Regions from separate parts of the Mus musculus genome. Here region 1 is linked to region 2. Evidence: chromatin loops called from intact Hi-C (ENCODE). Cell type or tissue: left cerebral cortex. All regions are shown on one strand. Links, peaks and the distances in the headings refer to the core of each region. The heading gives the core; the rest is flanking DNA.

What was found. A loop is a pair of places that touch in the nucleus more often than their neighbours do. Peaks named below come from ENCODE experiments on the same cell type or tissue, not always from the same donor. Only the 100,000 strongest peaks of a DNase experiment are listed, where the experiment ranks them.
Region 1: a loop joins it to region 2, with 2.4 times the contacts of the local background. A loop is called at or near these places in 4 of 42 quality-filtered maps.

What each region holds. Positions count from the first base shown.
Region 1 is chr1:23,829,921-23,838,744 of GRCm38, forward strand. The region is part of intron 2 of B3gat2 (beta-1,3-glucuronyltransferase 2 (glucuronosyltransferase S)); the gene reads left to right. Among named protein-coding and RNA genes, the nearest start is that of B3gat2, 72 kb to the left of the region's middle. In left cerebral cortex, for the core only: no CTCF peak of the experiment used is centred there; a DNase peak (open chromatin) is centred at 5,127.
Region 2 is chr1:24,001,821-24,010,644 of GRCm38, forward strand. Sdhaf4 (succinate dehydrogenase complex assembly factor 4) reads right to left here and starts at 3,820. Exons shown (of 3, transcript NM_026503.3): 1 at 3,726-3,820; 2 at 1,337-1,486. The coding sequence starts at 3,780. In left cerebral cortex, for the core only: no CTCF peak of the experiment used is centred there; a DNase peak (open chromatin) is centred at 3,821; H3K4me3 peaks cover 1,447 bases; H3K27ac peaks cover 1,086 bases.

The sequences.
Region 1 (8,824 bases), core at 488-8,487, 170 kb before region 2:
TGTGCTTTTTGCTCAATGAATGAAAAAGCCCTGAGTTTAAAGCAATTGTGCCAAGGTTTACAAACAAGAACATTCAGAATTTTATTGGAGTAGCCTGCCTCTGTGCAGGGGCAGTTATCAGACTGGCGTTAGATTTCTGAGACTCTTGTACATGTAGTATGGATTTGGCTGAAGAAGAGCCCAGAGTTCTGAGGGAGAAATGGACCCTAGACATTTGTATCCAGTGATACCTCACTTTCTCAAAGAAAAATTACCAAAAGTATGTTGCCAGGACATCCCAGGAGAAACTGCGAGTCCACAGTGACTCTTGGTCTCTTCCCTGGGTACCATCCACATATAACCCCATTTCCCCTCTGGGCATCTACATACCATGCAGAGGTACAGCCCCAGGCAAGCAGAATCCGGTCTGATTTAGAGGGAGGGTGGAGCTTCTGATGGGCTGGAGGGAGAAAGTCTTTCTCAGGAGTCTTAAGCATATGGCTCTTTAATCGAAGCCCACTCCCATCACCTCCCCACCCCCCATGGCAATCCTTAATGAAGCAGCTGTCCGAGACAATCCTTGTTTGTATTGTTTTATTTGATGGTGTAACAGATACACTTTATTCGTGGTGAACCAGGGATTATTATATACCTCTTATGAGAAGGAATACCTAGGAAGGGAAGGTCATTGGCTGAAAGCTCACGGCTATGTAGATATCTCATTAGCATGGAGAAGCACTCCCGATGTTAGGCTATGTGACTGAGTGCCCAGAGTCCTCAGAGGGTGTCATGGTTACATGTTCCACAGTAGGTAGAGGTGGGTAGGGGAAGGCTCCACTCCTGCCCATCTCAGTTCCCTGAGAGTCCTGGGATTGGAGCTCATTCATCCTGGTAGCATGGACCCACGTGCCCTACAAAAGTATAGTAGCTAAAGTCAATTAGAACAAAGAACTAAATAGGAATGGGAGATGGCTTGCCTTAGGGTTCTATTACTGTGAAGAGACACCATGACCACAGCAAGTCTTATTATAAAGGTAGGTATCTAATTGGAGATGGCTTACAGTTTTAGAGGTCTAGTCCATTATCATCATGGTGGGTAGCATGGTGGCACATAGGCAGACATGGTGCAGGAATGGTATCTGAGAGTTCTACATCCAGATGGGCAGGCAGAAGGAAGAGACAGTATGCCACTAAACCCAGCTTGAGCTTCTGAAACCTCAAAACTCACCCCCCCACAAATCACACTTCCTCCAACAAAGCCATACCTACTCCAACAAGGCCACTCCTGATGTGTCGTGAGGACGGGCATTTTCATCAAACCATCACATAGTTAAACCCCGAAGAGGAGTGAGCAGTGAGGTCAGCAGCCCTTACCATTATGAATGATATCTATTACTAATTTAAAGCACTTGGTTGTTAGCTAAATTGTCACAAAGACCATGTGCTGGAACTTGACTGCTAGCTGATGGGCTCTGGGGAACTAACTGGATCACAAAGAGTCTGACCTCAGCTGCAAGTTGATCCATGAGTGGTTTCATACCAGGGAGACTAGAATAGGAGATCCAGTGGAAGGCACCGGGTCCCTGGGTGTGCCCCTGGGGGATTGCTTATCCTTGACTCCTTCTCCTTTACCCTCTCTGCTTCCAAACTTCATGAGGAAAACACTTTTGCTTCTACCACACATTGGCTGCCATGAAGTCAGGGTCAAGCAACCATGGGCCTTGAGCCTTCTGCAACCACGGAAATCCAATGGAAATCCCTCAATGGGAAATCAATGGAAATCTTAAGTAGCTTTTCTTGGGTGTTTTTGTCAGAGCTGGAAAAAAAAAAACCCACTAATGTTTAGTATACAGAAAGAGAAATGATACAAAAATCGAGTTTTGAATTAAAATTTGAGCACTTTAATAATGCCTGGTGTGGGGGCGCAGAAGGCAGTAAACATTGTGTGCTCTTCCAGAGAGAGATAGATTAGATGGCTGCAGATTAAATTAAATTTGTGATAAGAAAGTAGAGTCAACTCATTGTGCCATAAACATTTAATAATATAGTAAGGATTTTATAACATAGTAGATTATGTTTTGTATTATTAGAGGAAGGAAAAAAGAAAAAGTCAAACTCATAAGAAGGGGAATTAGTTTAAGACAAAACAGCAATAAACGTGCAAAGGCTGATTAGCACCAAGGTCAAGCACAGCAACAAAACTTGTTCTTCTCCAAGATTATTTTAAAATGTGAAATATGTCTGTGTGTCCATGTGTGGGTATGTGCACTTGAGTGTAGCTCCCTGAGAAGGGCCAGAGGCATTGCATCTGGAAGCTGGAGTCCATGGTGCTTATGAGCTGGGTAACGTGGGTCCTGGAAAACCAAACTTGAGTACCTTACACAAGTGCCATCTATACATAAGAACCAAGCCATCTCTCCAGCCCCAGAACGTGTTCTTATAAAAAGGTGCACTTATAAAAGGATCACTGATGATGGCCACCAGCCTATCACCAGGATGAACAAGAGACCATGTCTCCAAGGAAGGTAGCAAGGCCACCTAACAGTCTCCTCCAGCTTCCTAATGTGCAGATGTGCAGGACCCTCACCTCCATGTATACACCGTATGTATACACACTCCTAATTAAAAAAAAAAAATTCTGGTACAAACTCAAAATGAGCATTAGGAATGAGTACACAGCAAACTAGACTAAAACTTTAAAGAGGCGGGTTAAGGAGCCAGAGAACTGTGGTGGCAGAGCTTAAGAAGCATCAAGCTGCTATCCTGAGTTCTACCTCAGCTAATCCAGAAACGACCATGAGACACAAAGGCCCTGGGTGTTTACAGAAGCGCAGGGTGAATGGCAGAATGTCTGCCCATGCTGCTCTTAGGTTTTGCCTCTGTGGTCCTGAGAGGGAGTCTTGATACCGCCAGGCCACAGAATACAAGGGAATCACGGTGTAGGAGGGCTGTTTTGAGGCAGAAATTGAGGACTACGCATGCTCTTAAGGACAAAGGCCTTCAGGAGGCTCCTGGCATCTGGGTCAAACCTCCTGTGGCCAGACTGAGATAAAGCTTTGACTGTGGGATTCTGCATGAAGTAACGGAGGCTGTAAGCGATGTCCTTAAAGAGGAAGAAAAGTGTTTTCACAGAGCAAACTGCAAGTTGGATGCCCAAGACTTGGGACAATGGGTGGCCCATGGGAAATGTCCAGGGGGAGCCCTAGGCCTACCTGATTAGGAGTGAGGTCTGTCTATATTGTTCCTTTCCCTAGTGAGGGACAAGAAGTCTAAAATGCTTTCCAGGTCTGTGCAAGTCCCACAACCAGATCCTCATTACTGTCTATGCTAGCTAGACACCCCAGCCTGTGTGCGCCCATCTGTCTCTTCTCCCTGGACCACCTGGTGTAGCTGCCACACCTGCTGTCTTTGCGTTGTGGCCACAAAACTTTCATAAAGCTGATTATCAGTCAAGGAGCCGCTAGTTCCTGCTGAAGAGCAGGAAAGGCTGTAGGAAAGGCAGTGTGCTCAAGGTGAGACGAAAGCTTGGTCCTCCCACCACAGCTCGCCTCAAGCCTCCCAGCTTCCTCTGGGTGGATGGTGGGGGGCTTCAACAGCTTCCAGATCCACCTCAGATTTCCCTCTCGGAGAACTCCCTCATTGCACTGATATCCTCGCCTCTCCTTGTTCTGAGTCCACAGGCTTTCACCTACTTCTGTAGCATTGACGACCTGGCCCTATTTGTCTTGATTTTCCTAACTGGACTCGGACTTACCAGAGAGTTAGGACCATGTCTTACATAGTAGCATCATCAGCACTAAGACGAGCCAGCAATAGGTTTGGGAAGGGTCCTTGTTTTGAACTTGCTGTGCAGCCAAGTATAACCTGCACGTGTGTGCCACAGTCCCTGTAAAGGTTTTCTGGAACAATGAACAATGGCCCAATGAAACTGAAAACTGAAAGATGATGTTATTTCATATAATCTTGGAAATGAGGAATTTACAGCTGGCCTGGGGAAAAAGAGAGGTCTTTTATTCTGGTGGTTGGTTCCTCAGCTGCAGCGCTGTGTGTGCTACCTGCCTTAAGGGCTCACAAGAGTAAAAGAACCTTCTCCATTTCACATCTGAAGAGAATGTGGCATGCACGGTGCACTGACAGCACTTCACCAAACCGCCTTTAAATAAGTGGGAAAGAAGAGATTTGAACCCAGGAGCATTGGGTTAAACATTTTCCCACAGTGACTGTCCTACACTGCCATTCCATTTCATTACAGGAGGTCATTAGGAAACTTCTTACAGCTTAGAATCAGAACCCAACAAGGCTCCCACTAAGCGCTGGGAACGGACACACGTAACAGCTTTGTTACTGAACCCCTCAAGCAATGGCTTCACTGCTATTACCCAGGGTTAGAACAAGACACAAGTTCCTTTTTTTTTCTGTTCTAATAGAGTGGTGTAGCATGACCCACTAAATAACGCCATGGAGAATGCAAATCTCTTAATTTCTCCCAACTGAAACATAGTTCACTTTTTGCTGCCAGTTAAAAATAACTACCAGAGCTTGAGAACATGAAACAGCGCCGGCATGCACCTCTGTGGTTGCATCTGCCCTTCACAGGATGGAGCAGGTTGTGTTCTCAGCCGTCTCTGAACCCGCCAAGTCTCTCCACCTCTAAGCTTCTAAGGCATTCTTGCTCAGAAAACATAGGTGAACATTTGCACACTTCAGTTACTTGAGGCCGTGTGATTCACACCGGCTCTCAGGGCCAGGCTTTCTGTCCACAGTCATCCTGACAGAGGCCATAGATTGTGGTTTTGTTGTCTCCAGATTAGAGATTTAAATGATTTGCCCCTAAATAGCATTTCTCTTCAAAGTACTTTAGTTCCCCGGCCCCACAGAGAACAATGACTGCTAAGTGGTTTTTGTTTGTTTGTTTGTTTGTTTGTTTTAAGAGTACACAGTAATTAAAGGCGCTGGAGAAGAATGGAGAGAGGCAGAGCAAGCCACAGCGCGCTTGAGGAGAGGTCCATTAGTCTGCTCTAGGATCCCGACTGGGAACTTTATGCTCTTCAGCAGAAGAGAATGCGTCTAAATTGATGAGAAGTAATATGCCAGCAGCTCTGTCTGCTTGCCAGGCATGGCAGATTCGAAAGGAGCCTTTGCCATGGTGTGTTTTGTCTAGCAGGGGGGTGTGAATGGCCAGGCTTAGAACCATGGCAACGGGAAACAGGCAGAAGTTCTTGCTCTCTCAAAACTGGGTTAGTTGCTACCAGAGTGTAACAGGCCACACCATCCCTCGTATGTCTCTTCCACGTGTGCCTGCTTGCCTTTTAGCCTCCTGTGGCATGTTACGATGCTACTGCCTTCATGGTGTCCTTGACCCTCCAGGCTAAGGAAACTCCAGTTGTTTACAAGTGAAGTCCTGGGTTTGTTATCACAACAGAAAAGCAGCTAGGTGGGAAGGGAAGTTAAATATCAATACGCATACCACAGGGAGTTTGTGAAATCCATGCCTATAAAAATTAGACAGCACATTTCTAAATAACCAGTTAGTCAAATAAGAAATAGTTTGTAAAATATTTTGAGATGAATGAAAATAGAATAGTAGCATCCTAGAACCTCATGGGTGCAGCTAATAGAGTGGTTAAAGGTCTTTAAATGCCTGTGCAAAAAAATAATAACAATGTAACCTTATAGGATACCTGGAAAAGACGAAACCAAGGTAATTTGAAAATGATTAAAGACCTGATAAGTAAATGAATAAAATGAACCATATGCAGACTAGAAAAGCAAACCAGAAAGTCACACTAAAGATCCTTTTGACATATAAACTAAGGGGCTTGGCTTGGTAGGTAAGAGCAGTTGCTATGCAGTGTGAGGGCATGCGTTGGAATCCCCAGTTCTCATGTAAAAGGTGAGCATGCGCATGCAACCAGTGCAGGGAAGGACATAGGCAGAGCCCAGGAGCTTGCTTGCTGGCCAGCCTAGCGAACCTGCCCAGACTCGGGTGAGTGAGAAACCCTGTCTCAGGGAATTAGGTAGAAGGCAGTGGGGGAAGACACCAGCGTCTTCTGACCTCTGCAAGTGCACTCTTGTGGGAAGCACACACATGTACGCTGAGTACACACACACACACACACACACACACACACACACACACTTTTCAATGGGATGAATATAACCCATCAACCTTACAGAAACTTTGAAAAAATTCAGAGAATTATGAAAAAAGGCATCTGAAATTAAGGAACCAAGGTGATAATAAATTCACGGTTAAACTAGTAAAACTGACTTAAGAAGAGGCAGAATCTGAGCCAATCCATAAATACACACACAGTGGGTAATTGGTAGTCAACAAACGTACAGCGCAAATGGCTTCTCCTGTGATTTCTATTAAATATCTAAAGAAAAATTAGTAATCCTTCACAAACATTTCCAAATTTCAGAGAGAGAATTAGTTTTGAGCCATCTGACAGACCAGTATCACTTTGATACCAAAGATGTAACAAAGCAATTATAAGTCTGTCTCCCTTTTAAATATACATGCAAAATTGTATATTATATGTGTGTGTGTATAGAGGGACAGAGAGACTGAAAAACAGACACTAGCATCATTTTAACAATTTTTTGTCATGGCCATCCAACCATGATCATTTTGGATTATCCCTGGAATGTAAGCTCAGATACAACAGTCAACATTGATATACCATGTGAATGAATATAAAAGAGAAAAGCCATGTGATCTTGTTAATAGATGCAAAATTTAAAAAGCAGTTGACAAAATTCAAATTCTCTGCATGATAAAAACACAAGGCAGGAGTTGGAGAGATAGCTCAGTAAGAGAATGAAAAAGCAGCATCCACACTGGGCGAAGCCAGGAAAGGAGGAAGTAAAACGCTATCAGGAGAAATACCAGGAAACAGGTAACCTTACCAATACTATGCGATAGATAAGGGAGTACAAACGCCAGCTGGGTATGGGAGCCACCTTTAATCATAACACTTGGGAGTCTGAGGCAGGCAGATCTCTGAGAATTTCAGGCCAGCCTAATCTATATAGCAAGCAAGTTCCACATTATGGCTACATAGTGATACCCTATCTCAAAAACTAAAAACAGAAAAATCAGTTATAAACAGTGACAGTGAACAGTCAGAAAATGAGGCCGTTTCACTTTTATGTTCATTAACAGATATGTCAGGAATAAAATGCTGAAATGAAGCATCAGGCCCTTGTGTAATGGAAACTAAAGTGAAACAACGTAACTTAATGGAAAGACTTCTCTAATGGATTAAAAAAAAAAAAAACGAATGCAGAGAAGACTGTGAGGTCCTTCAGAGTAAGTCACAGCTGCAGAATAATCTTGTCAAAGTTGTAGCTGTGCTTCTGGTAGAAATTAAGAGAGCCATCCAGTTCATAAAGAAAGGAGGTTGAGAACGGCTAAAACAACCTCTGGTAGCAGGGAGTCAGGGGAGGGGGGATACAAAGCTAGAGGAATTATACTTCCCAATTTGAAAATGTATTTTATATCTTCAGAAGTAAAAACACACTAGGGCAGTGGTTCTCACCCTTGCAAATACTGCAACCCTTTAATACAGTTCCTCATGTTGTGGTGAACCCCCCCCCCCCAAACACACACCATAAAATTATTTTGCTGCTACTTCATAACTGTAATTTGCTACTGTTATGCATCCTAATGTGAATATCTGATACGCAGGATATCTGATATGTAGTCCCTGTGAAGGGTTGTTTGAGACCCCACCCCCTACCCCCAAAGCGGTCATGCCAACAACACATTGAGAACTGCTGCTCTGGAGGCAGGAGAGGTGGCTTTAGTTCATAAAGTGCTTGCCTCGTGAATGTGGGACCCAAGTTTGACCCTCAGCACAATGAAAACTGTAAGCTTGGTGGCATTCACTTTATAACCCCAGAGCTGGAGGTGGAGACAGATGTATCTCTGGTACTTGCTGGCAAGCCAGTCTGGTCTAATCACCAAGTTCCAGGTCCTCCAAACCTTGAGTCCTTGCCTTAGAAAACAAGATGGGAGCTCTGAAGCCCAACACTTGAGGTTGACCTCTGACCTCTGGCAAATGTACATACATATATGCACCCACAAATATACATATGTGTGTATATATGTATATGTGCATGTGTGCATGTGCACTATACACCTACACATGTGTACTCACACACACACACACATGCACCTATACTTAGCATATGTTAAGTATATACATTAATGAAACATAATTGGCAACCACAGAAATTTTAGTTACAGGTCAAATGATTTTGCTAAAGAAACCAAGAAAGGTCAATGGCAAGGATTAGTTCTTTTAAAGATTAGCACTCAGACTTGGGGATGCCTAAACACACCATTTGTAGTAATTTGAGTGAGAATGACGGCCCCAATAAGCTCATCTATTTGGATGCTTAGTCACTAGGGAGTGGTACTATTTGAAAGGATTAGGACTAAGAGTCTTTCTTCTTCTTCTTCTTTCTTCTTCTTTTCTTCTTTCTTCTTCTTCCTTCTTTCTTTCTTTCTTTCTTCTTTCTTCTTCTTTCCTCTTCTTCTTCTCCTTCTCCTCCTCCTCCTCCTCCTCCTCCTCCTCCTTCTCTCTCCTCTCTCTCTCTCTCTCCTCTCTCTCTCTCTGGATCTGACTGTAGAACTCTCAGCTACTTTTCCAGTGCCATGTCTACCTGCATGCCACCATACTTCCTGTGATATGATAATGGACTAACCTCTAAAACTGTAAGCAAGCCCACAATTAAATGCTTTTTTAAAAAAATAAAATAAATAAGATTTGCCTTGGTCATGGTATCTCTTCATAGAAACAGAACAGTGACTAAGAAACCATTTTAATGGCTACAT
Region 2 (8,824 bases), core at 487-8,486:
AACTTGCTCTGTAGACCAGGCTGGCCTTGAACTTAAGAGATTCACCTGGGTGTGCACCAACCCTGCTCATCTTGAAGCTACCTGTCCTGGGTCCTTAGCTACCGTGTTGCCATGAGAACAATCGTGTTGAGCTGTTTCCTCTCTAAACATCTAACGGTCACTCTGAGGGGCTCGGCTGTGGGTATCTGAGCTGAACTTGCTTACAGGCCGGCCTTCTCCTCAGAGAGCTTAAGATCAGAAGTGAGAGCCGAGCCCACGTGTGGCTGCTCTGGACTGACAGTAGCGAAGAGAGGCTCCTCTCCTTTAGTTCCAGCTGACAGGCGACCCGGGATGAAGGAAGGTTTAATATTAGTTAAGAGAATGGGAGACGTCTCCCCTCGAATACGCAGTTCCCGTTGTTTTCTGAGGGCCAGCTTCTTCCCTGGACCTTAACGCTGCCTCGGCTTTCCCCTGAACGGTAATCATAATCGTACTGCAGCTGATTCTTTTTCTTTCGTAACAGCCAAAAGTTTCCTCAACAAATGCAGGTTTGTTATTTGTATCAAAGAAGATCTCATCTTACATGTTTTACCTTTTGAATAATAAAAGCACAGTAAAAACCAACTAAACAAACAACTCCGCCCCTGCCCAAAACCAAGTGAGTACTAAGAACTTAGAAGCCCTTTTTTTTGAGACAGTCTGTGTTGTCTGGGCTGCTCTCACATTCCCGATTCTCGGGCATCAGTGCTGGTACTGCAGACATGTGCCACCGTTTCTAGCTCTAGAAAGACTTTTTTTTTTTGGTGGTGGTGGGGGTGTTGCATGTGTACTTGTGTATGTATATGTGTATGCATGTTTAATGTATGTGTGCTCCTGTGTGTGCACCCATGTGCTTGTATGCATGTGCATGCTGAGATCAGAGACTGACTTCAGGTGTCTCCCTTCACTGTTCTCGACCTTAGACATTGAAGCAAGGTCTCTCATTTGAGCTCAGCGATTGCTGACTTAGCTAGTCTAGGTAGCCAACTTGCCTCAGGGATCCACTGTGTCTTCTGAGTGTGAAATTGTAGTGGGTTGCCTGCCGCAGCCACTACCACAAGGGTGATGGGATCTGAACTCTGGCCCTCATGCATGTCCTACAAGTACTTCATGCACGGAGGCATCTCACCAACCGAAAACTTTTTTAAAGAAGTAACAACTACACATATGGATAGTCCACATGGTATTTTTACTCACTATATCCTTTATAACCGATAATAACAATTATGACCATATTTCACTTCTTTCACCTTTTCCAGTAATGAGCATCGACCTTGCCATGTTAAGTATGGACAGGGGTTTACTAACCACTACTCACTCTGCAGTGGCTCTCTCTCTTCGGGTGAATCCTCCAGTGAGTCAAAACGACCGAGTGGCAGCTTTGACTTCTTAAGGGCTTGCTTCGCAGGCTCAGGCTTTCCTTCCTGATAACTCATTTTCCTCAAAGAATGATTCAGAAGAGATGGTCCTAATGGAGAAAGAAGGACAAGGCATACAGTGAAAATTCCTTTCTGAACACATACATTCTACACGGATGGGGTATTTCCCTTCATTCTACATGGAGAGGAGATTTCCCTGCCTTGGAGATAACCAATGTTACACGTTTTCAAGAAGAGCTATAAAGCGATGAGACAGTCAAGCACAGGGGAGATAGTTCAGCAACCTTAGACTCCACCTAGTTTGGATTATGCACAGAGTCCTCTTCTAATAATGTACTTGGCAGCTTAGTTTCCGTATGTGTATATATACTATAATACACATACTTTTCTCCAAGAGATGCACCTAACAACCTCTTAGTGACATAAGATACCTCCAAACACCAGGATGTATGTACATCCATCTTTGGACAATGGGATTTTTCTCTTCTCTAAATAACAAACCTAGACAGATTCTATTCATTTGTACTCTCCCCATGTTCCAATACAGGGCCAGAAAGGCCCATCTGGCCTATACTGGGTTTTGGTGCTTACTCACTGTCTTAGTCAGGGTTTCTATTCCTACACAAACATCAAGACCAAGAAGCAAGTTGGGGAGGAAAGGGTTTATTCAGCTTACACTTCCATACTGCTGTTCATCACCAAGGAAGTCAGGACTGGAACTCAAGCAGGTCAGGAAGCAGGAGCTGATGCAGAGGCCATGGAGGGGTGTTTCTTACTGGCTTTCTTCCCCTGGCTTGCTCAGCTTGCTTTCTTATAGAACCCAAGGCTACCAGCCCAGGGATGGCACCACCCACAATGGGCCCTCGCACCCTTGATCACTAATTGAGAAAATGCCTTACAGCTGGATCTCATGGAGACATTTCCTCAAGGGAGGCTCTTTCCTCTGTGATAACTCCAGCTTGTGTCAAGTTGGCGCACAAAACCAGCCAGTAAAACATTCAGTAAGATAAACTGAGCCAAAAAAGTGTATTTTTTCTTTAAGGAAAATCTTTTATTTACTATGTCATGCCAATTTTGGCAGGTGTATTATTGAAGTCAGATGCATTATGGGAAGGAACATACACAAAATTGATAATGCTGCCTAAAATATCAATCAGAGTGCAAACCGCCCAAGCTATATGCCCCTTACTCTTATCCTCTTCCTGTAGCTCCATAAAAGACCAGAGGCAACGAATCAGGCCTCCTTCACTCTGGTTTAAATAAAGTGTCCTTGCTACTTTATAATCAGTATGGGTTTTAATTTCAATCCCTTGACTAAGGAAGCACCTGGCTTGCCCTGATCCTGACAGCAGAATCATTAAATCAGCATCCATTAAGGATCCATTGTGCTGGGGCATGGGGAAACACACACCAGCAGGTGTAGCAGCCTATACTGATGTTTCTAGAATTGTCCAAGTATCCACGAGGGTACATTTCAGGGTGGTATGATCTTGAACTGTGAGTTGTTAGAAAAAGCAATGAATACAATCAGCATAAAATCCTTTCCAGGAAGAAAACCTCATACAGGCACTTAATGGAAAAGGTCTATCACATTTGTACACGGGTTTGTTAATGTTTCTTTTGTTTCAAAACACTGGAATGCTGGATAAACAGTAATAAGGATTTGGAGCGACCCTTTCGGTTTCTATAATTCTCACAGATCATTTAAGATTTTAGCAGCCAACAGGTATTAAATATGTGAAGGGAAACATTAAAAAGTAAAATAAAAACCAGGCCACTTGTTATGAAAGCAGTAATTCTGTCTTTGGTTTACAAAACTTCTCAGGGTTATCATCAAGTAAACTTGCATTCTGCGTGCTCTTTGATATGATAATTGAGGGGTATATTGAGAAAGAATGCAATAGTTCTGAAAACTTTAGCTTCTACAGAAAGACGAGGGCATCTCTTCTAACAGTTCTTGGCTTTGTGAAATTTTTATTTTGTTCTTTGCTCTACGTGTGCACTTCCCCAACGTTTGAACCAGGCTGACCTTGAACTCAGAGATCCTCATGCCTCTGCCAGCCTAGTGCTGGGTCTATAGGCATGCGTCCCTTGTCCGGGTATAAATTATTCTTGATGTAAATAAACCTGTAAATTAATGACACTGGTCTTTTCCGTATTTTTCTAGCCGCATCTAAGAGCGAGGCGCTTTTCGAAAACCCTACGCCAAGCACCGCTAATGCTTCTGTAGCCACCGCGGCAGCGTCTCCGCGCCTGCGCCCTCGCATTTCGGAACTCGGCTTCCCACGCGGGCCCCCAACTCTCAGGACCCCGGGCGGATGGCCTTACTTGCTGCTCTCCAGACGAAAGTCATCCGTGAAACGGAAAGGGTCGTGGAGACCATTGCGCCGGCTCCCACAGCGTCTGCGCACGCGCACCAAGGTGGGAGGGGCGCTCCACAGGGGAGCCCGCGCCCTCTGCGCAGGCGTCAACGAGGGCAGAGAAGGGCGGAGCTTCGTTGTGTCCCTGGAAATCCTCAACTGCTCAACTGCCTCGGGTAATCCTGCAGTGCCTTGTCCTCACAAGTCCTCGCCCTTGGTCCTGCGCAGTACCTGGGCAGCGCTCTTAGCTATTCCGATGGACTTAAAAGACAAAACCAAAAGCCTGCACGAAAGTAATAAATTCTAGAGTTCACACCACCTTAGTGTATGATGCTTTAAGGAGGGAAGTTCAAAGTCCAATACAGAGATGGAAACTTGAATCACCCTAATTTAATTGCTCCATAAATCTGTAGTTAAAAATACCTAACATAAAACATTTAATTAGATTGAAGATTCCCACATTTTGAAAAAATTTTAGTACGTTCAAATATTGTCATGTGAATTGATTATTGAGATTGTTCCATGACAGGGATCTGTTAGAAATTATTTTAAAACACAGGCTGGAGAGATGGCTTCTCTTTCAGAGGACCTGGGTTCTATTCCCAGCACCAACATGGCAACTAGTTTCTAACCCCAATTCCGGAATGTCTGACACACTCTTCTGGACTTTGTTGGCACTAGGCATACACATGGCATGCAAACTTGCATACATACAAACATACATTGCAAACATACTTACATCATACCAGCAAAGCACTCGTACAAAAGAGATCTTTTAAAAATATTGAGCTTAAAACCCTTGAAATATGACAGCTAAAAGTTTCCCCCCATTATTAGAAAACAAACCAAACTCATAGCTGGTCAGACGAGTGGTCCATTAAATTCCCATCTTGCGGTCAAGAGTGCTGACCCCCAAGAACACCTTGATCACCTCACCTTCCTCCTAGCACAGCTGTGTTTCTCAGTGGCTCCATTAATACAATAGCCACAGTGATAAGAACAAAGGCACCAATGTACATTGAACTGTCTTTCTCCTCCCAGGACTTACTGGCTAGCACCACTAACTTAGCAACTCGTGACTGACTTGATCTGTGTCTTTCATCACTAGAGTGGTTTTGTGTTGTTTGTATTTTTTGTTTTTAATGCAGGAGTGCTGTCTACATGTACACCTGCATGCCAGAAGAGGTTATCAGATCCCTCTATAGATAGTCCTGAGTCACCATGTGGTTACTAGGAATGGAACTCAGGTCCTCTGAAAGAGCAGCCCATATTCCTAACTCCTGAGCCATCTTACCAGCTCTCAACCTGCACTATAGTATTAAGCAGCCTGGGAGACAGAGCTGACTTCAAGAGAATCAATTCACCTATCCAATTATGAAGGTAGCAACTTGCTCTTAAATAATTATGTTTGAACTGTGTTAGATTATAGGCGATTCCACTAGACGCCTCCCAGGGACCTAGCAACAGCTTGTCTTCCCCTGCTACTACCTCCAGCTCTGCTCCCACATTCCTTTCTGTCCTTCTCTGTGCTCCATCCTCTTCTCTGCGCTCATAGCTCTGCTCCCACCGTCTACATGTCTGCCTCTACCCTTCTCCAGGTCCTTACTCCCCTTCTCCCCCCACCCCCAATAGGAGATCTATTGCATGGTATAAATTCTCAGGGGCACACCTTGGCATGTTAGCACCAGGTACACCCTTACTGCATTATCTTTCATAACAAACTGTTTTCCTGGTTATCTTTCCTTTCATACAGTTCACCTGTGGCCCTAGTGAATGCTTTGTACTACATAAAGTGTCCTACACAAATTGCATATCAAAAGAACTTTTTCCTGTGGATGTAAATCAGGGGACTGCTATTGAGAGGATCCACTGATCGTATCAATTATTCCATCTTCCAGGCACTGGCCTTCTAGGATGATGGGCTGATTGGGGTTTGGAACCAGGTGATCAAATACTTGGATGTGCTGTCCCTAAAAGATGTCATATACTCCAAAAATCAGTCTTGAGAGATCAACTTGGGTTGAAAGAGTCCCGAGAGTAGAGTGGGGAAACACCCCGGTTACTTCTTAGACACTTCCGATGTTTTACTTTCCACTTGAAGAAACAATCTACCATACCCTGTCACTGCCTGCTATGGCCCACTGTACCAGTGTTGTGAAATGCCTGTAATTCTGCTCCAGCTACACAAGGCTTGGGCAATGTATCACCTGAGTGAGGTAACTCGGACTCTAAAGGACATGCATGGTATGTACTCACTAATAAGTGGATACTAACCGGAAAAAAAAAAAAAGCGCTGAATACTGAAGCCCACAGAACACAAAAAGGTCAACAAGCTGAAGGGCCCAAGTGAGAGGAAAGCAACCACAACGGGGAACGGAGGGACCTTCGAGGGAAAAGGGATGGGGAGGGGTGGAGAGGGGAACATGATCAGTTATTGGGTCAGGGGAAGGACTGAAATCCCTGAGGGCCAGCAGAAAGAATGGAAACAGGCAACCTCTGGAGGTAGGAGGTTGTGGGGACCCTTCAGAATGTACCAGAGACCTGGGAGGTGAGAGACTCTCAAGACTCAAAGAGAAGGACCTTAGATAAAATGCCCTACACTGGGGAGCGGGAACTTATAGAGCCCACCTCCAGCAAGAAGACAGGGCATCAAGTGAGGGATGGGGTTGCCATCCCACAGTCAAAACTCTGACCCATAATTGTTCCTGTCTGAAAGAATTATGGGGATGGAAATGTAGAGGAGCCTGAGGAAAAGAAGGTCCAGTGACAGGCCTAAAGTGGGATCCAGCTCAAGGGGAGGCTCCAAGGCTTGACACTAATACCAAGGGTATGGAGCCCTCACAAAAAAGAGAGCTATCATGACTGCTCTCCAGAAGACCCAACAAGCAGCTAAAAGAGTCAGATGCAGATATTTGCACCCAAGCAATGGACAAAAGAAGCTGCTGAGCCCTGTGGTTGAACCAGGGAAAAACTGGAAGAAACTAAGGGGAATGGTGACCCTGTAGGAGAACCAGGAGTCTTAATCTGGTTCCCCAAGATCTCTCAAACACTGTACCACCAAACAGACAGCATACACCAGCTGATATGAGACCCCCAACACATATACAGCAGAGGATACCGGGTCTGGGTTCAGTCAGAGAAGATGCATCTAACCCTCAAGAGACTGGAGGCCCCACAGAGTTTAGAGGTCTGGTGGGGTGGGGGGCAGGGGTATCCAAGTGGAGACAGGGGAATGGGGAGGTGTGGGATGTGGAACAGTCAGAGGGTGAACCAGGAGGGGAATAAAATCTGGAGTTTAAAATAAAAAAAGAAAAAAGAACAAAAAGGGATTATCTTCCTCCACAATTAAAAGGCTAGGCTTGTAGCAGGGGAGTCCTGGTATGGGGCTACCAGAGACCAGCCATTTTGTGACGCTGTGGAGGTGAAGCCTGGATTGGTTTGGTGATCCTAGAGATGTGTGCCCTGTCAAGAAAAGCTGTAGAATCAGCCCAAGAGATTAAAGTTGCTGTCAGCAGGGATGGAGGTAAGAAGAGTCATCTAAGTCCTTTGCCAAAGGACACAGGATATGGAGTGTGCTTTGACTCTTCACTGTCTCGTCCTCTGTAGAACGGGGATGTATATTCTGTGCCATTATATGCTGGAGTATGTGATTTGCTTTCTGCTTTTACATGGGGGTTAGTTAAGAGATTTCCTTGAGACAGTATTGAGACTGAAAGACTGGAGACTTTTAAAGCTGGACAGAATATATTTTGCATTGTGATATGGCTAAGGCTACGGGGGTCAGGGAGTGAAATGTGGTGATTTGAATGAGGATGACCCACCCACGGGCTTGTCTGTCTGAATGTCTACTCCCTAGGTGGTGGAGCTGTCTTGGGAAGGACTAGGATGTGTGGTTTTGCAGGACGTGTTACTAGGGGTGGGCTCTGAGGTTTCAAAAAGCTCACGCCAGATTTAGCATCATGCCTGTCTGCTTCCTGCCATGAGGATCACAGACTAACCCTCTAAGACTGTTAGGCAAGTTCCCAAGTAAAGGTTTTCTTTTTAAGTGATGCTTAACACTTAGTAACAATAACTAAGACACTGTTACTGAATATAGAAGTGATGGTTCTGACCCTAATTGTTAGACTGATCACTAAAGAAGCAAATGATACCCACAGTGGATGACAGAGATCAGGTGAGGGCACACTTTACACGCTTCATTGGTGACACCTGTCTCTTCCTGAGAGCAGTTGGCAATGCTCAATGGCAAGGTCATTTACAAGTCAAAGATCAAAATCTGAGTTTGGTGTGCAATTGGTACCGTTCTACCTGTTCTTACAGATGAGGTCGAAATGATTGTTTTAAGTCAAAGGATTTGCCCAAGATCTTACAACTACAGACTGGTCAGTTTATGCTAGGACTCGGGATCGACCTGTTTTGAAAAGCGTCAACACCTTCCCTGGGCCACACTTACAGAACTTCATGATGTTAAAGTGAGGCGAGCAGCATGATTCTTTCTACATTTGCCCGCTTCCTACTTTGGAAACTCGGGGTCAGATACATTTGCTGTCCTTCATGACCTTAGCACATGACTGGCACAAAACACAGCCCTGGTCAGCTGGGCATTCCCACCAGACTCTGAGTCCAGAGGGAGCATTTGAAAGCCAGTGCCCACAGGTTCTCTGCCAGCGAGTTCATGCATCTTCCTTCATTCTTATCACGGTCAGATGACATTTGATCTGCATTTTCCTTTGGCTGCTGTCCACCAATCCTGTTCTTTAGCCTTTCCATCCATTCTTTGACAGACCTGCTATTCTTCCAATGCGTAAGTTAGTCATAACTATGTACTGTGTGCAGCAGGCTTGGTACTGGCACACACTGAGGAGGTTCATTCTTTGAGCAACTGTTCTATGTAAGACAATCGTGTCCCCTCTCTTTCAGAATGTCACTTTATGGAGGTAAGTGATTTTCCTGATCAATCAGGGATTAAGCATCAGATTCTAAACCACAATCACTTAATGAACTATGATCCTACGAGCTTTCCTTTAGGTATGACTTATATGATTATGAATGAGGCCTCTGTCAAGT